Linked DNA regions of Homo sapiens: region 1 is linked to region 2. Evidence: chromatin loops called from intact Hi-C (ENCODE). Cell type or tissue: Caco-2. All regions are shown on one strand. Each heading gives the region's core, and the rest is flanking DNA. Links, peaks and the distances in the headings are about the cores only.

Region 1 (8,828 bases), core at 363-8,362, 55 kb before region 2:
ATTGTTGGACATTTGGGTTGGTTCCAAGTCTTTGCTATTGTGAATAGTGCCGCAATAAACATACGTGTGCATGTGTCTTTATAGCAGCATGATTTATAATCCTTTGGGTATATACCCAGTAATGGGATGGCTGGGTCAAATAGTATTTCTAGTTCTAGATCCCTGAGGAATCACCACACTAACTTCCACAATGGTTGAACTAGTTTACAGTCCCACCAACAGTGTAAAAGTGTTCCTATTTCTCCACATCCTCTTCAGCACCTGTTGTTTCCTGACTTTTTAATGATTGCCATTCTAACTGGTGTGAGATGGTATCTCATTTTGGTTTTGATTTGCAAGAAATTAGATATTCTTATTCAGATTTACACAGCGGACCAAATGAATTTTTCTCTTGTGTGAAATTTATAAATAATTCTTCTATTCTGGAAAGACATCCTGGGTTTGGAGACCCAGGCTTGGTTTAAAAACAAATGAACAGTCTGATGCAGTGGCTCACACCTGTAATCCCAGCACTTTGGGAGGCTGAGGTGGGCATCCCTCAGGAGGTCAGGAGTTTGAGACCTGCCTGGCCAACTTGGTGAAACCCTGTCTCTACTAAAAATACAAAAAAAATTTAGCCTGGCATGGTGGCGCATGCCTGTAGTCCCAGCTACTTGAGAGGCTGAGTCATGAGAATCGCTTGAACCCAGGAGGCAGAGGTTGCAGTGAGCCAAGATCGTACTACTGCACTCCAGCCTGGGCAACAAGAGCGAGACTCTGTCTCAAAAAAAAAAAAAAAAAAAAAAGAGAACAAACAAAACCAACAAGTGTTAAGTAGATGTTTGTAAGTATGAAAATAGTGTGGGGACTTTTGTATGAAAGTGGGATTAAGGAACCCTCTTTCATGTGTAGATCCTGATGCCATGTACATTGAAAGCATATTTGCAGAAAAGGATAAATTATTTTCGTAAAGCCTAAACTATCTCTCCATTTTCCTGCATAATTATGACAAGCTTCTTAACTATTCCAGGCCCTAGTGACCTCACTGCAACAAAGAGGGTATTGGCAGCCAATCAGGAACTCTAACTCTTGTTGGTAAACTTGTCTTGTCACTGTTAGTTACCCTCACTTCTCCACCTGGGAAATTCTTCTAATGCCAAACTTGAAGATTTGGGGCTTTGTGTTATTATGGTAGGTGGCCATAGTCGCTTACAGCCTTGTCTAACCCGAATATCCTCTGAAGTTGTGTGTTGATTTATAACTTTGGAAGGTTCTTAGAAATGTGTCATGGGGGAACAGTTCCAGGAATGATGTGGAAGGCAGGCTTTCCATAAAGTTCCCCTGCCCTTAGTATCTTGTGTGACTATTATGAGAGCAGCAAACTTCGTAGGACTAAACTTGGAAGGACACAGCATCTCTGCCTTGAAGCACAAAGTTGAGCACACCATTCAGCAGCCTTTACTAAGCACCTATTATTTCTTTTGCCCTTGGTAGGGATATAGAAATGGATGAGACTCGAGGGCCTGTGCTCAGTGTCTCATAATTTTAGTGTCTTGATGAAGCCATGTTTTTAACATGGGGGTGGCAGTCTCTTTCATCGTTTCAGATTCTTTAGAGTGCCTGTGAATACGTATTGGTTTACTAACAACTTCGGCCTAGGGTTTGCCTATTTTTCAAAAGAAAATTCAGTTTAAGGAAGTTTGATTATGTAGTCCTTTAAAGCTTAAGATTAAGCAGTTGTGAAATACTTTTGGAAGCTGGTATGAAGCAGGAATGTACCACGGGTCAAATTTACAGAGGGTATCAGCTTACCTGAAATCTTGGACTTTAGGTTCTCTCATCTTTATATTCCATTCTCCCATTCCCACCCCAGTTTTAGTGTCTTGGAATCAGTTCTCTTCCTTCTAGTGTGTTCTTTGATGTATAAATGCCATCTCTGATAACTATTCTTTAAGTTGTGAGAGGGGGCAGATATCCTTTTAGGTATTTTCTTCCAGATAAAAGCAGTTCCCAACTCTTAGAAGATGGTTCAATGAACAATTGAAATGAATTATCTATTCAAGTATACTTAGGATTCCTTGTAGAAATTTTGAAACACATAGAATAACAATGTGTATTTATAATGCTAAGGCTGGGCACCATGGCTCACTCCTGTAATCCCAGCACTTTGGGAGGCGTAAACTGGAGGACTGTTTGAGCTCAGGGGTAAGTTCAAGGCCAGCGTGGGTAACATAGTGAGACCTTTTCTCTACTGAAAATAAATAAAGGTTAAATTTTTAAAAATACAAAATAAATGCTAAATTGTGGACATATTTTTTTCTTTCTTTCTTTCTTTTTTGAGACAGGGTCTTGCTTTGTCACCCAGGCTGGAATACAGTGGCGCGATCATAGTTTGCTGCAGCCTCCACTTCATGGGCTCAAGTAATCCTGCCTCAGCCTTCCGAGTAGCTGAGACTATAGGCTTGCACCACCACACTCAGCCAATTTTTTGTATTTTTTTGTAGAGATGGGGCTTCACCATGTTGCCCATGCTAGTCTCAAACTCCTGAACTCAAGGGATTCATTCACCTTGGCCTCCCAAAGTGGTGGGAGCTACCCCAGCCGGACATATTTCTATGAATTGGTAATTCCTGGTTTTCTGCTTTTCCTTGAAGAGAAACACCCTAAATAATACCCTATTACAGAACAGATTCCAAGCCCTGGTTTTGGGGCCTCTTGCCAACCCTCCCTTCAATATATCCCTCAAATCTAAGCATTTCGTAATTATGCCAAACTTTCAATTGTTTAATAAAAACTTTGAGAGACCTTTTGAGTCATATTCATCACTTTGTGTTCCATCTCCATAATAAACTGGCACCAAGCAGCCACTCAAATGTTTGTTGAACAAATGAGTGAATTTTAATACAAAGTGTATGGTGGCCTTGGTGTCTCTGTGTGAAGGTAGCAGGTAGAGAATAGGGGAAATTAAACAGCGACCATGTCAACTCCTTATTGAATTAGGTAGATTTTGGGCTATTTTTACATTGGATTTTGTACGTGTTCTTTGGGAAATGGACTCCTAAAGGACCCTTTCATTTCTAATTTATACTTCTATTTCAAAATACTCTCTAACAACTTGCTTTCATTCTGCTCCTTGAATCTGTGAATAAGCCTTATTGTGTAATTTTCATAGAATGCAATTGCTTTGAACTGTCATCTGATGCTGCAAGTGGTATTTTGTGAGTTGCTAATACATCAGAAAGCTGTGTTCTTCACAATGTCCTCATGTTTTTTGTGGTTCACGGCAGCAAGTAAAGATGAACTGTGGAGGTTGCAGTTAATCAAGTTACTTTAAAATGAAAAGAATTTTGAAGCCACTTAAATGACCTGCTTCTTGGGCTTGGCAGTGACAAGTCCCTTCCTGGGCCCACTTAGATTTAACAGCAGGAGGTACTGGGCAAAGAATAAGGGCTGCAATGTTGACAGACCTTAGTTCCGGCCCTGGCTTTACCATTGACCCAGCAAATAGCTGTGGGCAGTCCCTTTCCCTTGCTTGACTTTGGTTTCCTCATTTATAGGAAAGAGATAATGCCTATCTCTGAGGGTGATCATGAGAACCACAGAACCACACAGTAACATATGGAAACGTCCTTTATAGGCAGTAAAGCCACATCTTAAGTGAATTATTTTATTAGCTCCATGATGGATCTTTAAATGACAGTGTTATTATCCATGCCAGTGGTTCTTATCAAAAGCCACTACTTAGTAAATATTGAGTAATGCAGAAATATTTGCAGGCAGTCTCTGTGGCCCAGAAGGACTTGCTTTTGCTGTTAAGATTTTCTCAAATTCCCTAACCTTCCTAGACTTACAATTTGACAGTAGATTATGAAAGGTGTTCTCTCCCATTCAAGGAAGGTGAGGCCAAAGTGTGTGTAGTTAGAAAGTCAGTGGGCCAGGCAGAAGGTCAGAAGGCAAGGAATGGGTATGTACAAGGAAGTCCCATGAGGGTACACATTTTTTATACTTATTACCCTGTGTCTGGTGCTTTGACTCACATGTGGCACATAGAACCTACGAATTGAACATTAGTTGAGTAAAGTCCACAGAATGGTGCTATCTTTGCTCCATTAATGATCATACTCTTATTGAGTGTAAATAAATAAAATTACCTCACAGAGATATTTTGGAGCCCTTTGGGAGCCTTTCCCGATAAGATATTTTATTTTTTCATCATATATTTTTACAGAGCATGCAGCCTGTGCAGGGAGGTGTGCTGGGCACCATGAGGACACAAATACGTCTTCTAGGAGTTTACTGTTAACCAAAGCAGGATAGGAGGGCATTTTGAGCTGAGACAATCAGGAAGACTTTGGGAAGAAAAGTGCCCACTGGGTCAAGCCTGGAAGATAGGTAGGATCCCACTAGATGGGGTCAATATGTTGCAATTGCAATTTAAAGCTTTGTGGGTGTGTATTTTAATTCACACATTAAGTAAAATCTCTTATTTGGACAGGATGATAACAGAGTTTGGGAGCCCCTCAGCAGCTGTCCTGGGCTGGTACAATATTGCATGGTTTGTGGAGGCAGTTGTGGGCAGAGGCCGAGGGACGGGGTTCTGCTGGGGCTTCTGTCTTCTGCTGGGGGGTTAGTTGAGGCCGGAAGGGTGCAGCAGCATAGGAAAGATGGGGAGAGCACCGCCTTTTTAATGTGACTCCAGTGCCCACTCTTCCAAGTTGGGGATGGTGTGACAAGCACATGGGCTCCCACTAGGAGTTTTATTTTGGATCCAAACCTTACTGTTTCTGAAGTACTTACTATAAAATGAAAATATCCTGTCAGAAATGGGAAAGTCTTTAAGCTGAAATTAAAAAGAGAAACTGGAAATCATGAGGTATCTTGGGGATTAACTGTTCAGAACAGTAGAGATGGAGGATTAGGTGATGGTATGTGAGTGTGGCAGGTATCATTTAAGAAAACACAGGGAAAGAAATATAACTTTTTTTTTGAGACAGAGTCTCATACTGTCACCTAGGCTGGAGTGCAGTGGTGCCATCTCAGCTCACTGCAACCTCCGCCTCCTGGGTTGAAGCGATTCTCCTGCCTGAGCCTCCTGAGTAGCTGGGATTACAGCTGGGATTACCACCGCGCCTGGCTAATTTTTGTATTTTTAGTAGAGATGGGATTTCACCATGTTGCCCAGGCTAGTCTGGAACTCCTGACTCAGTAATCTGCCTGCCTCGACCTCCCAAAGTGCTGGGATTACAGGCGTGAGCCACCGTGCCTGGCCTAAAAATTATAATTTTTAAAGTCTATTCATTATGGAGTAATGATGAGCTCACTTAGTGAGGATTCACTGGAAGGTAGTTTTTCTGTACGCGCAGAGTGCTATCTATGTGCAAGGAGCCCTGACAAATTGGCAGGAGACATGAAGATGATCAAAAGCTTCCTCTAAGGATCCCCTAGTTTGGAGAGACAGACAGACTGATTTACAGTGGGGGGCTTTTCTGATGAGTGATGTAATAAAAATGTGAACTAAAGTGCCAAGGAGAGCCAATGGATTTAGATTCAGAGATCCATGGAATTTTGCCTGAGATGATGTGAAAGGCACCACCTGCAGAAGGTGGGAGAATGGCTTTCCAGGCAGAGAGAAGGGTGGAGCAGAAGCACTCAGCGTTGGAGGGAGTGGTGTGGTCCTGGAACACGGTGCTGCCTGGGAGCTCTGGCTAAAGTGTGGGCTTCCTGGATGTGGGGAGATGCAAAGTGCTCTAGAACTTGTTCTGTAGGAAATAGGGGAGCCATCAAAAGTTTTGAGAGGGGAAGTAATAAGGAAGACGCTTCTGTTGGCCATGGGGAGAATGAGTGGAAAAGGGGTAGTGGCTGAGTGACTAGACCTGTTCTGAGAGTTTTATGGGAGAGACATTAAGACCTGGACTCTCGCAATGGAGGTGCAGAGGAAGATTGAGAGCTTCTGTACTTTTCTGAAATGTGAGAGCTCAGTTTTAAAGTTTAGATTGGACTGAGTTTATTAAAGAAAAAGAAAATGTTTTTGACACATGTCAATCTTTGTTGACACCCGTTGGTATCAATGCTGTGGGGTGAGGTCTCCATGTTCAAGGAATGGAGCCACAATGGAAAATTGGGAGTGGTAGGAAGGGGGATGGGACAAGGATGAGGACATCCATGGAAGCTCCTGCCCGTTTGCACACTGCTTTTTTTTTTTTTTTTTTTTTTTCCCTGAGACTGAGTCTAACTCTATCGCCCAGGGTGGAGTACAGTGGCACAATCTTGGCTCACTGCAACCTCCACCTCCCAGGTTCAAGTGATTCTCCTGATTCTCTTGCCTCAGCCTCCCAAGTAGCTGGGACTACAGGTGCCCCCCACCACACCTGGCTAATTTTTTGTATTTTTAGTAGAGATGGGGTTTCACCGTGTTAGCCAGGATGGTCTGGATCTCCTGACCTTGTGATCCGCCCACCTCAGCCTTCCAAAGTGCTGGGATTACAGGCGTGAGCCGCCGCACCTGGCCTTGATTCACTTGTTAGAAATAATACTGTAAAAATAAAAAAACTAGCCAAGTGTGGTGGCGTGTGCCTGTAGTCCCAGCTACTTGGGAGGCTGAGGTGAGAAGATTGCTTGAGCCCAGGAGGCTGAGGTTGCAGTAAGTCATGATGGCACCACTGCACTCCAGCCTGGGTGACAGTGCCAGTTCCTGTCTCAAAAAAAAAAAAAATAAAAATAAAGGAAAAGAAATGATATTGTAAAATCCAAAGGCAAATTTCTCTCTCTGCCTGGTGTTTCAATACTCCTGTCTCTGAATGTTAAATGTTCAGCTGCATATGATTTTTTTCTGATTGATTGTCTCAGGTGTTTAATGAAGACTGCCTTTGTAAATCACATGTTGTTATCCTCTATTTCTAGCTATTGTGGACGATGAAAGGCTCTCTGCAGAGGAGATGGATGAGAGGAGGCGGCAGAACATTGCTTATGAATATCTGTGCCACTTAGAGGAAGCCAAAAGGTAAGATCCAGACTTAGTCTATTTGTGCACCATCTCTTGGAGATAAGCTTTGTGATAAGGGCGTGGGATTTGATGACCAGAGGGTTCTGAAATGGGCCAGCAATTCTAAAGAGTTGTCGTAGTTGGAGATGGCCAGGGAGAGATTCTTGCCTGCACTCAGTGATTTAGATTTGGCCAAACCTCCCATGCCAGGAGGCCAGTGGGCTAGGGGATGACCCCTCCACACTCTGCTCCACTCCTGAGTCACAGCTGGGTGCACATCACACTCCTGTGCATATGCTACATAGTTCTAATAACTCATTTGCAGTCTTGTTGGCAGCAGGATAATGGGAGAAGAAGCATCTATTTCTTGCAAATGGTTGGGCAGAGTTGAGAAAAAGTTGATGCCACAGCCAAAGTTGAGGCACTAGGAGGAAGGCAACTATTCATTTCCCTGCCTCGGAGCCTCCCAGGAAATCACGGGGCCAACTGCAGATTGTTTCAAATTCTTCATCTCACTGGCTTGGATGTAGAGGAGCAACAATGACTTAAATCAACTTCCTTTTTCCGCAGAGCTTCCTTGGGTCTTTTCCCCACTCGCAGCCCAATGATGATAAATGCCCAGCAGGACAGTGGCATATCAGACTGAAGTCCATCAGTCCCTAAGTAGGTTTATGACAGCAATCTCCTCTTTAAACCGTGGGTGTGTGGCCACTTAGGGTATATTGTCTCTAAAATCACATTGACTCTTTTAGGCTTTTTAGATTAAATAAATGTTGCGTTCTCCAAGGAGAAAGTGAAGATAAAGAGTCCTAAGTGCAAATACTTTCCTCATGAGAGGAATTGAGAGAACTTTATCCTTTGTGGGGTGAATACTACAGAGTTCATATACCATGAGTTAGAGTTTGATTGAATGCTTTATGCCAGGGTGGAGCGACAGTATTGTTCCCTGGACAAAGATATGTTCCAGCCCTCTTAGCTATATAGAAATAAATACTTGGTTAAATGGTCACTGGTGTTAATTATCTCTGATCACTGATGAATGGCTATCTACAGAACTAGAATGATGAGGTTTTTAATCAGTATTTTGGTGACACATGCCCTAATTTGACATCAAAATTGCTTTCAAGGGGTTTCTCAGAGTTGTTTAATATTTTAGTAGTGTCACGTAACTTTCTTTAGGCTCTAAAAACCAAGTTTTAAAGATTGTTTAACATGTCTGTGAAGTCTACAGTTAGGTTGCAGGATGCTAGCGATTCACTATCAGTCTAAGATCATTAAAAACATGCTTTTAGTCAAGTTGTCGCAAAAAAGTTAGATAAGGAGATTGATTCATAGGCATTAGAAAGAAGTGGTCCCAACCACTCCTGAGGCTAAGGTGGGAGGATCACTTGAGCCTGGGAGGTGGAGGCTGCAGTGAGCTGAGATCGGGCTGCTGCACTCCAGCCTGGGTGGCAGAGTGAGACGCTGTCTTTAAAAAAAAAAAAAAAAAAAAGGAAAAGAAAGAAAGAAAAAGAAAAGAAAAAATATACTTTCAGTGAATAAGTTCAAGGAGATAGTAGAAAAACTTACTTTTCTATTGATACTCACTTTACATTTTGTTTTTGCCTCCTGTTTTTAACAAGTGGGAAGGGGTGTCATGTAGAGGAAAATGATATGTGATTGGGAGTTGGTTTGCCTAACTTCCTGGTCCCAGCTCCACCACTTACACAAGCAGCTTGACCTTCCACAGACCATTTTACCTGTGGGAAGTTCAATTTGTCCCCTCTGTAAATGAGACAATCAAGATGATGTTACTTATTGCCCTACTTATTCATGGATTCAAGGATTTTTAAAAAATCATTTAAAGAAGGTGAAAGTATTCTGTAAG
Region 2 (8,828 bases), core at 418-8,417:
TTTTTTTTTTTGAGACAGAGTCTCACTCTGTTGCCCAGGCTGGAGTGTAGTGGTGCAGTCTCGGCTCACTGCAAGCTCCGCCTCCCGGTTTCACGCCATTCTTCTGCCTCAGCCTCCCGAGTAGACTACAGGTGCCTGCCACCATGCCCGGCTAATTTTTTTTTGTATTTTTAGTAGAGATGGGGTTTCACCATGTTAGCCAGGATGGCCTCAATCTCTTGACCTCGTGATCCTCCTGCCTTGGCCTCCCAAAGTGCTGGGATTACAGGTGTGAGCCACTGTGCCCAGATTCCTTGTCCTTTTTAAACTGTCTTTATGTCTAGACTTGGGAGTATCCTGAGGGCAGAGATGGGTCATAGGACAGAACATGAGAAAAGTATCCGTAGTACTTTTACCCTTAGTAGATAGTCACCCTCCTGGACCTAAGGGTGTACCTGTGGGCAGAATGAATAATAAAACTTTCTTCCCACCCAACATTTCCTAAGAGCTGCTAATAGTTTTCCATATCTTAAAATTATGGGAAACAATATTTAGAGAGCTCCTTTTCACACTGAATAGATTTAAATGATTAATTTTCTTTCTTTTTTTTTTTTTTTTGTTTGTTTTTTAGTTTTTTGAGATAGTCTCACTCTGTCACCCAGGCTGGAGTACAGCAGCTCAATCTCAGCTCACTGTGAACTCCGCCTCCTGGATTCAAGTTATTCTCCTGCCTCGGCCTCCTGAGTAGCTGGGATTACAGGCACCCGCCACCATGCCCGGCTAATTTTTGTATTTTTGGTAGAGATGGAGTTTTGCCATGTTGGCCAGGCTGGTCTCGAACTCCTGACCTCAGATGATCCACCCGCCTCAGCCTCCCAAAATGCTGGAATTATAGGCATGAGCTACTGTGCCTGGTCTTAATTTTTATTTTTAACCTTGTTGAATGTTATTGGATCATTAAGAAGGTTTTCCAATATAGTATTAGCAACTGCAATAAAGATGTGTCTTTCTTGGGGGATGCAGTGATGACGGTGCAGGGCCCATACAGGCAGGGGTGGCGCCTGAGGGTCCCGGGCCAGGCAGCAGCACACAGGTGGCAGGATCCACTCAGGCTGCATCTCCCGTGGTGCTCATCTGGCTGCTGCCATCTGTGCTGGACCCCGCCAAGGTATAGAGTCTCATGGACACGATCTGGAAGGACCCAGACAGTGTGCCATCGATGTCCTCTAGATCAGAGGGGCCCAGGGAGGTGACTACTTCTACTCCTTTGGGGACTGCCACCGCTAAACAGCCTAGCAGCAGCTGCAGCCAGACTGCCAAGCTTGTCCATTTCACCCTCTCGGACCTAAGGGTGTACCTGGGGGCACCCACACCAGACTTGCAGTAACCACCTCCTTGGCACCTGCCCCCACCTCCAAGAGCCCAGAAGACACACCTGGCCTCCAGCAGGCTGGGCCTTCCAGAAGGGATAGCAGGGATGCATTCTCTTTGCACCTGTGGGGAGGGTCTCACTCTGGGCACCCCTCTCACCAGCTGCAAGGCCTTGGACTCATGCTGAACAGTGTGGGAGCCTCAGTTCCAACATCTATGACAGTTGGATCATGGCCTTACCCATGAAGCATTATTGAGAGAATGAAAGGAGAACAGAGATGGGCTTGCAGAGCCACATGCTGCTGGCTCCACATTCCCAGGAACAAGGATCCTACTGCATTTTTGTCTTTATATAACCCTATTATATGGACTACATTCTGCCATAAGGAAAGGAAAACCTTGGTTGCGATGGTTTAAACAAACAAGTTTGTTTTTCCACATAGCATGAATTCCAGAGATGGGTGGCTAATGGTATTGGTTCAACAGCTGTGTGATGGTAGGGGTCACATCTCCGAGATCCTTTTGCCTTGCCCTCATTTGCTTGTTACTTCATGGTCACAAGATGGCTGCCATGTCTCCAAGAATCATGTCTGTGATCAAGGACAAAAGGAGTGGGGGAAGAAGAAGGGCCAAGCTCGCTGGACCTGTCAACTTCTATCAAAAAGTAAAACTTCTGTCAGAAACCTGTTTCCTGCTCTCTCCTCCTGCAGATTTTCACTTAGGTGCCCTTGGCCTGAGCTAGCTACCACTGCACCTGTAGCTGTGAAGAAAGTTAAGACAGTAGGGAACAGAGTTGTATTGGTTGAGTAGACCAGTCATGTTCCATCTACTGAGACTGGCACACTGCCTCCTGAAATAAAACTGGAATCCCATTTAAACAAAAAAAGGAAGTGTCTTTCTTAAATGAGTTTTTTTTTGTTTTGTTTTGTTTTGTTTTTTTTTTTTGAGACGGAGTCTCGCTCTGTCGCCCAGGCTGGAGTGCAGTGGCGCGATCTCGGCTCACTGCAAGCTCTGCCTCCCGGGTTCACACCATTCTCCTGCCTCAGCCTCCCGAGTAGCTGGGACTACAGGCGCCCGCCACTACGCCCGGCTAATTTTTTGTATTTTTAGTAGAGACGGGGTTTCACCGTTTTAGCCAGGATGGTCTCGATCTCCTGACCTCGTGATCCGCCCGCCTCGGCCTCCCAAAGTGCTGGGATTACAGGCGTGAGCCACCGCGCCAGGCCTTAAATGAGTTTTATACAGACAATTGGCATATAGTCCTTTCATCAGTATCCTTAGGTCAAGATTATATTACATTGCAGATTGTCTCCAGGGTACTTTGGAGATGGATTCTAATTCTTATTCTCATATTGCAGTAACAGGGAAACTGAGAGATAGGGGTGTGTCAGAGTTTGAAAGACAAACTATTTGAAGACAGAAACTCTAGTGGAGCTTGATTATTAGCCAAAATACAGAATTTACTATTAAAGAAGAGGGTCCAGAATCCTATCCCAAGAAGTTACTTGGGCATCCAAAAACAGATCGTAAGACACATTGAAAGTGTGGAACTCAGACTTTGTATAAGGCTTTTGTATCTTGAGAAGGAAAATTTAAAACCTTAGGAGGATTGGGAGCTTCACGAGTTCATGATCCTTCTCTGCACCAAGTTTACACGTGCTAACCTTTCTGCTTTAGTAGCTAAACTTTTGATTCCATGAAATCAAAACCTTTTAATTGCTTTCTCTATTGGTGATCTTTAAGAGATAACTTGGGCTTATTGGTGTCAGTCTGTAAAGAAACCAAACTCTGAAGTGTGATACTATCTATTGAATTAGACAGGGGAAAAGCTAATTAGTACTATAGTGAGACTGGAGTGCTTCTCAGATGTTACCTAGTGGCAACTGAGGATGTGGAAGTTTACAGATTTTTAGACAGTCTATCAAATTACAATTTTCAGAAAAAAGTATTTCCAATGACTGCAATGTTTTGCCTCTATCAACTATATACTATGTATGAGTTTTTAGAAATGTTACTTTTGGGGCTGGGCGCGGTGGCTCACGCCTGTAATCCCAGCACTTTGGGAGGCCGAGGCAGGCAGATCACGAGGTCAGTAGTTCGAGACCAGCCTGGCCAACATGGCAAAACCCCATCTCTACCAAAAATACAAAAATTTGCTGGGCATGATGGCGCACGCCTGTAATCCCAGCTACTCAGGAGGCTGAGGCAGGAGAATCGCTTGAACCTAGTAGGTGGAGGTTGCAGTGAGCTGAGATTGTGCCACTGCACTCCAGCCTGGGTGACAGAGTCAGAGTCTGTCTCAAAAAGAAAAAAAAAAAGAAAAAAGAAAAGAAATGTTACTTTTGCACTTTCGTGGCCTTGGCTAGTTTTAAATGCTTTTTCATTGGTAGAAGGCTTACAGAGATCATGAAACATTAATAGTTACCATTTATTGTGTACTCTTTCTGTGCCAAGTACTGTGCTAAATATTTTAGGCATATTATCACAGTCAGTCCTTACAGCACTCCTTTGAGGAACATGGCATTTTCCCCAAAATACATTTTTAAGAACCCTTGAGATTTCAAAGATCAAGACCAGAGCAGGAAGGGAAAGCTCTGGGTCTGAACCAGGTCTGTCTGCCACCAAAACACCACTCTTGATAGGGATGATGATCTTGAACAGTGGTAAAATCTGGCATAATTCAAACACTTAAACTAGTTTGCGTATATGTATAAAATTCCTAGAATTCCTTATAAAACACACTTATGACATTGAAGTTCAGTAACTTCCCATGTTCCATATAAGCCACAGAAATATTGATTTGCCACAGTGAAAGAGTTAGTGGAAGCTATTGGGCCATCCAAAAGAAGCTAAGGCTGAAAAGGCTACATATGGTATGATTCCAAGTACATGACACCGTGGAAAAGGCAAAACTACAGAGAGTAAAAGGATCAGTGGTTGCCAAGGGCTAAGGGGAGGGAGGGATGAATAGGTGGAGCATGGAGGATTTTTAGGAATGTGAAACTATTCTGGATGATACTGTCATAGTGGATTATACATTCATCAAAATACAGAATGTGCAACACCAACAGTGAGCCATCACATGAACTATGGATTATAGTTATTAATAACATATGGATATTGGCTCATCCATTGTAACAAATGCTCCACACTAATGTAAGACATTAATGGGCATAGGTGAGGGGCTATACGGAAATCCTGTACTTTTCTTTTAATTTTCCTGTAAACCTAAAACTGCTCAAAAGTCTATTTGTTGCCTTTTTTTTTTTTTTTTTTTTTTTTTTTGAGACGGAGTCTTGCTCTGTCACCCAGGGTGGAGTGCAGTGGCATGATGATCTCAGCTTACTGCAACCTCTGCTTCCTGGGTTCAAGTGATTCTCCTGCCTCAGCTTCCCGAGTAGATGGGATTACAGGCACCCATCAACACAACCGGCTAATTTTTGTATTTTTAATACAGACGGGGTTTCACCATGTTGGCCTGGCTGGTCTTGAACTCCTGACCTCAAGTGATCTACTCACCTTGGCCTTCCAGAGTGCTAGGATTACAGGCAGGATTCCCTTCATTTTTAAAATTACTGACCCCAGGCCACAAGACATCAATCATGGTAAAAATTCCACTGTCCTTGATGGCACACTTGATATTTTGCTAGCTCTGTGGATGAGCTTTTCCTTATCTGTTTTCTCTCTCCCATTCCAGCTGCCAGCATGCTAGCTGCTTACGTTTGGTCTACCCACTCCCAGCCTGTCCTACCTCCTGCCATCAGATTAATCTTCCTGAAATGGAGTCCTGAGTCTATCATTCCCCTGGGGAAAAACCTTTGTTCATGCTACTCTCCCTCCTCGGTTTCTCCATCACCTGCATCACGTGGTCTGTCCTCTCTGAAATCTCGTTAGAAGCAGTCATTGAAATCAGAAGTGACCTCTATCATAGTATGTTGTTTGTAGCTTGTTGACATTTGTTCAGACACTCTTGCATTAAACATCACGTTGTACTTGCCTCCCCCTCCCCCTCAGTTGGACTGTAGGTTACCTGATGGTTAAGACTAAGACTGTTTTCCCTCCACCTTGGTTTTTGAATCACCTGGAGTGCTTTTAATACAGTGGGTCCTTGAAAAATGCATTCAGCTGAATTCAGTGTGTCTGTGTTCTCAGTCTATCCAGAGCTCTGCTATTAGGTGAAATGGAAGAGAAACTCATTGCCTATATGACTGTTATTGTGACGTACAGTGCAATAGCTGATATGTTTCTGACATTAGAATGCTCTCATTTATTGGTATTTGATCACTGGCATATTATATTTGGGATTTGTAGCCCTACTTTGACTGCTCTACTATGTATTGAATGAAGAGTTTAGATTGGTATTAATATGTTTTAACCAGTACATTTTAAACCAGTCAAACATCTAACCACATGCAAAAGAAGGGCACGTACTTATCATGCTTCTTCACATGCTTACCATGCTTGTTACATGACAAAGGGTTGCCTTTACCTATTTTTCCTTTTAGAAGATTGAAAATATTTAAATGATGCTGTTGTTTTGATCACTGTTTTACATTCTTTGAAGATTGAGGAATCTGGTGACTATTTTATCAAGCGATTTTTCTCCTGGAGTTTTCTTTTTTAACCTTTTGTGGCTTAATTCCAGTAAAAGATTTTCAAGTAAGTGAAAATGAGTTGCATATATCCATTAAGTCTTTTTCTTTATCTTAAGTAAAAGGGGAGATGAAGTAGAAATATTTAGCAACTCAGTTATTGCCTCTAGCATTTAAGAGTTCAGCTTGAAGAAAAGTAGTTGACTTGAAAGAATATGACTTAAGGACAGAGGTGAGAAGGAGATAAAGAAGTGCATCTATAGGAACAAATTTGTTTCTTATTTGCTTTAAAAATTGTTTAAGTAAAGCACATTTCACCAAGTTGAATTTCAGCTTGAGAGATGTCCAGATGTGAAACGGCAAAACTCCAAATACTGCATATACTGTGCTTTTAGAAAAATAAAGTAGTTTTTTTGTTTTGTTTTCTTTTTATTCTTTAAAAATGAAGGTCAAGAAAAATATCAGCAGGAAAGTCAGAAGTGGATTTAGATATATAAATGTCCTCATTGAGGAACAAGGGGGTGATCTTTTTTTTTTTTTTTTTTTTTTTGAGATAGAGTCTTACTCTGTTACCCAGGCTGGAGTGCAATGGCGAGATCATGGCTCACTGCAGCCTTGACCTCCCAGGCTCAAGCAATTGTTCCACTTCAGCCTCTTGAGTAGCTGGGACTATGCGTGTGCCACCATGCCTGGATAATGTTTGTGTTTTTTACAGAGACGGGGTTTTGCCATGTTGTCCAGGCTGTCTAGAACTCCAGGGCTTAAGCAATCCTCCCGCCTCAGCCTCCCAGAGTTCTGAGATTACAGGCATGAGCTACTACACCCAGCCAGGGATGATCTTTTTAAAAGGAAGTATAGTTTAATAATAATATGCAGAAAATAGGCTTAAGATTTTAGTTGACTATAAACTTAATATAAATCTATAATGTAATGTGGTTGCCCGAACCATTCTTAAAATATTAGGTTGTTTCAGTATGTTTTACTGTTTTGAGGAAAGATAAGCATCCTATTAAGATTTCAGGTGGACATACTTTTTAAGCTTTTGTATTTGTTTCACTTATAAAAATCATCAAGCTATAACAAAACTTAAGTCAACTTGTGATGTTTGCCTTCCAACAGTAGCTGATGGCATATTTTTTTCAAGTTCATACTGGATTATAGTTGAATTAAAAGTTATTTCTTAATTCTCCAGGATAATAGAAACATTAATTGTTCAGAGAAACTCCAAATATAAGGAACTTTAGAGAAAAGATGTGTTTGAGTATGTGCGTGTGTTGGGGGAGGGGGTTGCCGGAATACATGATGGAAACTTGTCTAAAGAATTCTAGTGCTTTAACTAGAGCAGAAAATAGAGCAGAAAATAGCCACAGATGTTAACTGACGGTTGAACATGTGTGAATTGGATCTTTGAAAATTTACACATGGATTTTCTTTGCAAGTTATGTGCTTCACAGAGAAGAAAGGTATATGTTCCCTTTTGCATGTCTGCTTGCTTTCCAAAGACTAGCTGCTATCTTAACTTAAAAAATTTTATTTTTCATGCCAGAAAACATTGTATTTTAAAAATTGATAAAGACACTCCATTTGTAAGTACTTGTTTTAAAGTAATATATCTAGAAGGCAAGATAGTGGCCCCCTTTCCTGTCAATGTGGAGTTCCAAAGCAGCTGAAGGTAGAAATTAACAGTCGGTAAGAGAGCTATCAAAAGAAAACCAGGAGCCAGAGACCAACTACTGGTAGTCAGTAGTAATTCTGATTGTCTACTCAATCTGCCAAGGAAAACTAAATACATTTTTTCCCCTGAGTCAGGTTAACACTTAAAGTATAAAAGGAAGTACATTCAGGATCTCATATGCCATAGTTCAAAATATTTTTTTACTTTATATATCATCAGATACATACGTGCACACACATGTAAATATGCATCATCCATGGGATGTGATCTCAGGGAGATAAGTACCAACTCATATATTCCTTTTAAACCCACTCACCATTGCCCCAATTTTTGTTCCTTCTAACTGCATTCAACTCTTCAATTCATAATCATACAGATTCATGCAAATAACAGTAACGTGTTTACCTGGTTTTACATTCTAATGTTCTATTTCTAGAACTGCTTAAAATGTTAAGTAGCACGCATTCCTGTAGTCTTAGTTACTCATGAGTCTGAGTTGGGAGGATCGCTTGAGGTTGAGGCTGCAGTGAGCTGTGAATGTGCCACTGCACACTAGCCTGGGTGACAAAGTGAGACCCTGTTTCAAAAAAAAAAAAAAAAAAAGTAAGTATATAAGAAAGACACTGTAAAGCAGAAGTTTTTCATTTCTTGTAAGTTCACCAGAGGAGTTGGGAATTGGGAAGAGAGTTGGGTAGCAACAACTAGAAGTTAGATCCATCGCATACGAGTATGCGATTGTTGAATTACATCCTTACCTGGAAAATGAGCTGTTGTAAGGGTTAAATGAAAACCTATCTAAAGCACCTATTTTAGAGTAGGAACTCACTAAGATGGTAGGGCTGCTGCTTTTATAAGGGGACTGTATTAGTCCATTTTCACGCTGCCGATAAAGACATACCTGAGACTGGGCAATTTACGAAATAAAGACGTTTATTTTATTTTATTTATTTTTTGAGACAAGAGTCTTGCTCTATCACCCAGGCTGGAGTGCAGTGGCATGATCTCAGCTCACTGCAACCTCCGCCTCCTGGGTTCAAGAGATTCTTCTGTCTCAGCCTCCCAAGTAGTTGGGACCACCAGGCACGCACCACCATGCCCAGGTAATTTTTCTGTATTTTTTTAGTAGAGACGGGGTTTCACCATGTTGGCCGGGCTGGTCTCAAACTCCTGACCTTAGGTGATCTGCTCACCTCGGCCTCCCAAAGTGCTGG

Evidence for each region. A loop is a pair of places that touch in the nucleus more often than their neighbours do. Peaks named below come from ENCODE experiments on the same cell type or tissue, not always from the same donor. Only the 100,000 strongest peaks of a DNase experiment are listed, where the experiment ranks them.
Region 1: it touches region 2 in a loop (7-fold over the local background); 2 of 110 quality-filtered maps call a loop at or near these places.

The regions. Positions count from the first base shown.
Region 1 is chr5:76,454,691-76,463,518 of GRCh38, forward strand. It overlaps IQGAP2 (IQ motif containing GTPase activating protein 2), which reads left to right. Exons shown (of 36, transcript NM_006633.5): 2 at 6,880-6,979. Among named protein-coding and RNA genes, the nearest start is that of IQGAP2, 56 kb to the left of the region's middle. In Caco-2, for the core only: no CTCF peak of the experiment used is centred there; a DNase peak (open chromatin) is centred at 3,464.
Region 2 is chr5:76,509,404-76,518,231 of GRCh38, forward strand. The region is part of intron 2 of IQGAP2 (IQ motif containing GTPase activating protein 2); the gene reads left to right. It also overlaps the pseudogene SRXN1P1. Among named protein-coding and RNA genes, the nearest start is that of F2RL2, 110 kb to the right of the region's middle. In Caco-2, for the core only: no CTCF peak of the experiment used is centred there; a DNase peak (open chromatin) is centred at 5,038.